Linked DNA regions of Homo sapiens: region 1 is linked to region 2. Evidence: chromatin loops called from intact Hi-C (ENCODE). Cell type or tissue: ascending aorta. All regions are shown on one strand. Links, peaks and the distances in the headings refer to the core of each region. The heading gives the core; the rest is flanking DNA.

The links. Peaks named below come from ENCODE experiments on the same cell type or tissue, not always from the same donor. Only the 100,000 strongest peaks of a DNase experiment are listed, where the experiment ranks them.
Region 1: it touches region 2 in a loop (2.4-fold over the local background); 12 of 110 quality-filtered maps call a loop at or near these places.

Annotation. Positions count from the first base shown.
Region 1 is chr10:17,846,003-17,850,077 of GRCh38, reverse strand. MRC1 (mannose receptor C-type 1) reads right to left here. Exons shown (of 30, transcript NM_002438.4): 7 at 314-499. Among named protein-coding and RNA genes, the nearest start is that of MIR511, 2.9 kb to the right of the region's middle. In ascending aorta, for the core only: a CTCF peak has its summit at 2,203 (motif pointing left); no DNase peak of the experiment used is centred there.
Region 2 is chr10:18,310,663-18,314,737 of GRCh38, reverse strand. The region is part of intron 2 of CACNB2 (calcium voltage-gated channel auxiliary subunit beta 2); the gene reads right to left. Among named protein-coding and RNA genes, the nearest start is that of CACNB2-AS2, 51 kb to the right of the region's middle. In ascending aorta, for the core only: a CTCF peak has its summit at 1,797 (motif pointing right); no DNase peak of the experiment used is centred there; H3K4me3 peaks cover 1,119 bases; H3K27ac peaks cover 1,623 bases.

The DNA.
Region 1 (4,075 bases), core at 787-3,286, 460 kb after region 2:
AAGTGTAAGGTAGACTGCTCTGCATCCAGATAATGCATGAAAAAAATAATGTTTTAAAACTACCCATAAATGGATTACACATTAAAAGAAAAAGAAATTGAATTATCTTTCAGTGATAAGAATTCTTTCAATTATTATACAATTTTCACATTGTGGCATTTTCAGCATTTGTGATTAAATTCATACGTTGTTCGTTGAATTATTGATTTACATTGATTAAATTTGATGTTTATGATAGAATTTTCCAGAGTTGGGTAGAAAGGGGTGCTCCCAGGATTAAAGCCAAGTATATTATCACTGTCAAGTTTCTCACCATATCCTAGCTGGGAGATAATAAAGTCCAATTCCTCGATGGTGTGGATACTTGTGAGGTCACCGCCTTCCTTCCTGCAGGTGGTCAGAGCATCCCTCTGGATTTTTTTCTCATCTCTGTGAATCTTGTAACAGTGACCGGCATACGGCCACCACTGACTAGGACAGTGAGTAGGCACATCACTTTCTAGAAACAAAAAGGGGGGTCGGAAAAAAATTTTAAAAGATTTGATTAAAACTATAACAATATTTTAATCATTTTATATAATACATGAAACAGCTTATAGTTACTAGGCAAATAAAGGTAACATTTAGTTTTTATTTTCGCAGCATACATATTCACCAAAAATAGACAAGGCATATACTATTTTGTTGGTTTTTAGACAAAACAAAATAACCTACTTTTTAATCAAATGGGAAATCACCTTATCAACTTTCTTTCTTTCTTTTTTTTTTTTTTTTAAGAGACAAGGTCTCCCTCTATTCCCCAGGCCAGAGTGCGGTGGTGTGATCATGTCTCATTGCAGCCTCAACCTCCTGGGCTCAAGCAGTCCTCCTGCCTCAGCCTCCTAAGTAGCTGCTACTACAGGGCATAAGCCACTGTACTTGGCTATGGGAAATCTCTTTTTAAAAAGTTATATCTACAACAAGACTATACTAATACATATTAGATTATCTAAATCTTGTCAGCAAACCTGAACTAAGCATCTGTTATGCACTGTTTAAATGCTGGAGGCCTGAAAGCTTTGGGGGACTAAACACATCCCCTAAAAGATTTGAATTTACTTTATTCTATGGACATTAGGGAGCCAGTCACTCTTGAGAGGCAGGTTAGTGTTGAAGTAGAGAGCTGGAATGGCTGGGGGACAAACGGTCTCCAAGGAGCCTCCGCCACCATAGCCACATGAGTCAGCCACTTGTTGCCTCAGAACAGACCCACTACCATTTAGTTGCTACCCAAAACTGACACGTGCTTGTGACTAGGAGAGGGATCTGGAGTCATAACTCCTAAAACCTGAATTTGCGGTAAGTTGTGTGATCTTCGGCAAGTCACATCACATGAAAAGGAGTACCCATATAGGTGAAAATTTTTAAATGAGATTAGTACTAACACTAATATCAAACCACCCACCCCATGTTCTTCTGAACTAGAAAAGAATAGAGAGAGTGTGCTTGTAAATCACAAGCACCACACAATCATTATTTAATTAAACCAGCTGTCAACATCCTCAGCCTCGCTACTAATAGGATCAAATTGTATAATCTTGATTATACGCTGCAAAAATTTAATAGTAATGAGCTAGGGGAAAGTGACAATAAAGACATTTGAAGGCAGATGTTTATTCATCCCTATTGCCTTGAGCCTGGCACAGGGCCTGGTACATATAAGCGTATTGAGTATTGGAAGAGAAAAAGAATTGAAGTTATAGTTGATATATGGCTGCTTGTTATTACTATTCTAGAGATACTATTTCAAACAGTAATTTGGCAACATGTTTTGCTTAGAAGGGGACTATATTGCCAAATGAAAGTGAACGTATATATTATTTAAGCTCATATTAAATGTTTTCAAATGGCTGTCTTAGTATATGTTCGTTATAGGGTACCTTTCTTCACTATTCCTTTGATGAATTGGTCGTATCTTCCCTTAAAGGTGGAGAGTATCTGAAACATCATTGTTTAAGCCCAGGATTTTGTGCCCTGCAGTCATACAAGTAACTACTCAGTCATGAGGCTCAAATGCTGTACAATTGTAATAAAAAATGCATATTTAAAAAAATTCTATTCCCTCAATACAATTTAGATTCTGTGCACTTCCAGTGGTTACAAAAAAAAAAAGAAGAAAAAGAAAAAGAAAGCAAGCTTAGTACAGCTTTGGAGCCCTCTGGTGGGTTATTTTAATTTTGCTACCTAGGAAATTGAAAATAGTATCAGCCAATGCTGTCCTTCAAAAACTGAAATGATGAACTTTAAACATATTTGAAAGCATGAAAACAACCAACTTGAGTGAAATGAAGGGGAGTTCCCTGGGGCAGCCACAGAAGATGATTTGTTCCTCTAGCCACAGCTCATGTGCTCAGTGGCCACATGCGGTTAAGTGGCTGCTAAGCCAGAGAGTACAGCCCTAGAGACCTGAGGATTATGGACAAACGGGTTAGTGTTACAATAATTCACAGGGTTTGAGGTTGAATTCTTGCCTAAGGCTGTTGCTAATCCCGTATGCTGCATAATTTGAACTCTGATACGCTTTTCCAAGCTCTGGTTTATTTGAGTTTATAGATAAAACAGAATCATTAATCCAGGGAGTATAGAGATGTTCAGAAACTGACATCAAGTGGTTAGCGAGTGAAGAAGGCATCATGGAGGAATAAGAATGTACTGAGTGTTTGATGAAATGAACAAAATTTTATCTCAGGAAGAAGAGTCATGAACATTTCCATTTTACACATGAGGATCCCAGCACCGGCAGGTTAAGCAGTAAGGCCAAGTTACAGAATTCTGAGTGCTGTACCAGAGAAACTATAAAGTAACTATTCTCCTCTTTGGCAACATGGAAATTCCAAGTCTTAGAAAGAGAATTGTAATGAAGGCTTCCAAAAAAGGAAAAAATACACTATTTCTCCTAGAGGAGGAATAGTAGAGGTAAAATGCAAAAATGGTGAGCTTTCTCTAAAGATACCCACCGTCACTATGGAGAGCCTGTAAAGGATAATCAAACCCAACATCCAGGTCCCGCATCTATATCTATTTAGGATCTTGGCCAAATCTATATCAATTAAAATTGCAAACACATCTCCTCCCTAATCCAACAATTCCACTTCCAGGAATGATCACATGCATGAAATGATGTGCATAGAATGTATATAGTTATTTACCTCAGGACTGTTTGTATTAATAAAAGATTGGAAGTAAATTAAATTAAAAATCCATTACACAGGAGATCGGTCAAAAAAATATATGTGCTGTCTCTGCAATAGCTTTTGGACAGCCATAAAATTAAACATAGAAGCTGTTTATATTCTACGTGGAATGATGTCCAAAATTGTTGTTAAGTGGAAAACTTAGGATAAAAACATATTATAGTATACTGCCATTTGTATGAAACAAAAATAATTATAAATATATTTGTTTATATAGTCACAGAATAACTAAGGATACACACCCAGAAACAATTATTCTCCAGGAAGGTAAACTGGGTGTTACAGGTGAGAGGTAGGGAAAACCTTATTATTTATCATGTTGTATCTTTTGAATCTCTAGCTATGTCAAGCGTATTTTAAAATACATGAAATTGCTTTCAAAGCCAATGGGAAGAAAAAAACAAGAATGCCACATTGTCAGTTTCCTCCAGCAGAAAAACAGAAATAAATTAAACCATTTAAAGCATTCGCTGTCCCTCCAAAAAGAGGTAATAATAAAAAATATGTAGTTTGTCTTTCATCAATTGGAAGAAAGAATTCTTGCCTTAGTAGTTTATTCTCCTATAAAATTGTAAGGGACAACACAATTGATTTTTTTTTTTCTTGAAGTCTAGCCGATATTTAAAATTCAGTTACAGGCCAGGCACGGTGGCTCATGCCTGTAATCCCAGCACTTTGGGAGGCTGAGGTGGGTAGATCACCCAAGGTCAGGAGTTCAAGACAAGCCTGGCCAACACAGCGAAACACCATCTCTGCTAAAAATACAAAAATTAGCTGGGCGTGATGGCACACATCTGTAATCCCAACTACTCGGGAGGCTGAGGCAGGAGAATCACGAACCC
Region 2 (4,075 bases), core at 545-3,044:
TTTTTGCTGTATTTGTTACAGTGGGTACTGTAGGGTTCATGTGTATGAAAAAATGTTTTGCTGTATGGCAGACAGTTTTTGAATGGTAACTGAGGGCAACAGTAATAGACTGATTTAGCTGTTTTAGTTACTTTATGGTGGCTCACGTTTTTTTTTTCTCACAAATGTGGGAAGATGAACTGTGGAATTTCAATTGTCTGAATATGTTTCCCCTTCTAGGCAAATAATTTTTCAGACTTGAAGAAGGAGGAAAAACAGAAAAAAAAAACCCTGATATTTACTGATGTAACAAACAAAAAGTATACTCTATTGATAACTCAGTCTCAGATAGCCCAATCATTTTCCCCATGTTGTGAACAGAGTCAAACATCTTTGTAATCTCCTTATCCAAAATGAACAATTCAACTAACATTCAAATTCACTAACAATAAAAATATTAATTAGGATTATTTTTTGATAGGTGGATTAATTATACAGCTCTTACTTTTCCCCGAATCCCAACTTTTAACAGTAATACATTATGGTTTTATAACAACTCTTTTTTCTAGAAAGCTATTAACCACAATATCGGGAATTTAGTATGATAATTATAGAGTTTCCAAGTGATAAAATCCATGTATACGTGTGTCCAATCATTGATTCACTCAACAATCAATATTCATTGACCATAAAAGGCTAATAACAGCCTGAAGTTACTGTGTGATTAATTTAGTGTTTCACACTCCAAGTTAAAATATTTGACTGTCCAGAAGCCTTTAGTGTGTTTTCTTTCTTTCTTCTAAAGTCTACAACATTTCAATGAAGCGGAATTTACTTGATCATAAATAGATGACCTGCAGGCCATTATTTTTGTAGTAACCAGAAATAGAAACAGCTCTTTGAAAATGATTAACTAGAAGAATACAATGTTTTTCGCTAGTGTGGGAACATACCGCTTTCCTCAATGGAATACATCTGCAATTCTCTTAACCAGCGACAAACCGAAAAAGCAAGTCAGGCTCACAAGAAGGAGTGATAGCCGATGGCTTTATGGCTTTAGTGGAGCATATTTTCCCCTTAATAGATTGATTATTTATTTAAATAAAGCTTTGGATTTAATCTTAATTACATTCTCCTCTTTAGACCCCGAGCTGGGGAGGAAAAGGAAGTGTTGAGATATTCCATGCCACTTTTAGGTCAAAAGATAGAAAGCTCCAAAGATAGGAACTGAGTTCAGAGAAGCAAATAGGAAAACAGATTTAAAAAAATACACAGCAATTGGCATGGTTATAAAATGGTGGTAATTTTGCCTTTCCCAGGAGACATCTGGCAGGTTCTGGAGACATTTTTGGTTGTCACAGTTGGAGAGGAGTGTTTCTGGCGTCTAGTACGTAGGGGCCAGGGACGCTGCTAACCATCCTACCATGCACGCGACGGCTCCACGGCAACGAGATATCCAGCCCCAAATGGCCACGGTGCTGAGGCTGAGAACCTGCTATAAATCTAAACTGTTTTTGCGATACTAGATTCATAAAATATTGCTCAGTGCTAGTGGGAATATACTGGAGATATAAAAGAAAACACCCCTTATCTAAATATCTGCTTAAAGGTTTCTTTCTCATCTAACGATGAATAATTTTTAGGGACAGTTCTTTATCTAAATGCAACTATAAAAAATGATCACAGTCACCAAATTCTTAGTGCATGCTAGGCGCTGTACATTTGCTTCAATCATCCTGTTCAAATTTATTACAACCATATGATGTCAGTGCTATTATTAGCACAGAAAAACAATCATTTATTGCATTGAGTATCCTCTAGAGGTCAGCAGTCACTTGCTCTTCTCTTGGTCCGTAATCGTCAGTAGCATGACCTTGAAATGTGGCTAAAAAAGTCAATGTCAGGAGAACGCACTAAAACTCTGGATGCCATTTGAATGCCCCCGCCCCCAAGAGTTCTGTAGTCCTAAGTGTTAAAAAATACAGGCAAAGGAGACAGGACTTATCAAAGGTATTTAGAGTTAGATGGAAAAGGCACACATAAATCTTAAAAGCTAAAGAAAGGCCAAATCTAATTCAGTGTATGAAGACAGAAAAGAGCAGATTAGGGATCTGAATGACCTGGGCTATCACAGCTCTTCCTCCCTGCATCCTGCCACCCCACACCTTCAAACACACACACTTAAAGGACACTGATACAGTGACCTTAACAGAGCTCTGTGTATCTCCTTATAGTCATCGACAAGGATTTATTCAGCATCTGGGCCAATATTTCTGGCTGTTATATAATCTTAACTGGCTGAGCTAGGATGATATAAATTATTCCTTTGTGGGCAAGTCCAGAAAAATTTATAATTAAAAGCAGAGCTATTTCAATGACTAAACAAATATAAATAATATTTTTTTATGTAAAGGAGCTTGTGCATATTTCACATTTTACATATTTTTAGTGTTTAAGAGAGTTCGGCTCAATAGAAACAGATCAGTCATTTAATTCCAATTTAAAATGTGTGACTGAGTAGTTGGTTTAGATTTGAGATTTTAAGTTGCAAACTTATGAATTTTATATACTTTATTAATCATTTAGAAGGTCTTAAATTTCACCATATTTATCATTTTAATTTGTTTCCTAAGATTTACCTACTTGGGAAATTTCTGTTAGTCAGACAACTTACAGGCTTAAAAAAGATAAGAAGCATCAAATATATAAATGCATTTCAAAAGGTGTGGGATTGAAAGAGGAATAGAGTAGTTTAAAGTAAATACTGACATACCCAGAAGTATAGAAGGGGACTATCATTGGAGAAGAAAAGTCAGCTCTGCCCAGGAGTAAAAGAAATGAAGTGCTCCATCCCCAAGAGTAACACACTTCCTAAGTCAGGTGACTGTAGGGGTCCCTACCAGGCGGTTCCCTGACTACACACCTTATAGGGAAGTCTAAGTGCCATCTACCGTTGACCCTTGAACAACACAGATTTGAACCATGTGGGTCCACTTATGTATGAAGATTTCCTTCATCTTCTGCCACCCAAGACAGCAAGACCAACCCCTCCTCTTCCTTAGCCCACTCAGTGGGAAGACGATGAGGATGAAGAACTTTATGATGATCTACTTCTTCTTCATGAATAGTAAGTATATATTTTTTTACTTATAATTTTTTTAACATCTTTTCTCTAGTTTACTTTTTTGTAAGAATACAGTACATAGTACATACAACACAACACATGTGTTAACTGACTGTTGATGTTCTTGGTAAAGCTTCTGGTCAACAGTAGGCTATTAGTAGTAAGGCTTTGGGGAGTCAAAAGTTGTATATGGATTTCCAACTGTGCAATGGGTCAACGCCCCTAACCGCCACATTGCTCAAGGTTTGTCTATACTCCTACCTATCTACATGGAGCCGCAGCTGCCCTCTCATTTAGAGATGAGAAGACTACTAAGAAAACAAGACTAAAAGATTCCAGAGGAACCCATGCCACCTGCCTATAATGAACCAAAGTAGTCAATCATTCACAAATATGGATGGACAAATAAGTAAAAGCAGATATTTGGAAAATAAAAAGAAAGAAGAGCCTAAAAGGTCCAAAATAAGCAGATAAACCAATTTCAGGGAAACAAAAATACAAGGAACTTAAGCAAACTTAAACAAGCAGAAAATCCAAATTGGTATCTTCAGAGAGAGTCAAGAGATTATTGCATTTATAAAACAAGAACAAAAAGCTATGAAAAAGTACTGATGAGGCAATGAAATGTCCTTGGAAATTAAAATATACTTGCCAGCATAAAAAAATTCAATGGTCAGCATAATTAATAAAATGAATGTATTTGAAGACTAAAGTGGAGGTTTGTAAACCAAAACAGAAAATGAAAGAAAACAGTCCGGGCACAGTGGCTCAGGTCTGTAATACCAGCACTTTGGGAGGACAAGGTGGGTGGATGACTTGAGGTCAGGAGTTCGAGACCACCCTGGCCAATGTGGTGAAACCCCATCTATACTAAAAATACAAAAAAAATTAGCCAGGCATGGTGGCGCATGCCTGTAATCCCAGCTACTAGGGAGGCTGAGGCAGGAGAATTGCTCGAACCCAGTGGGTGGG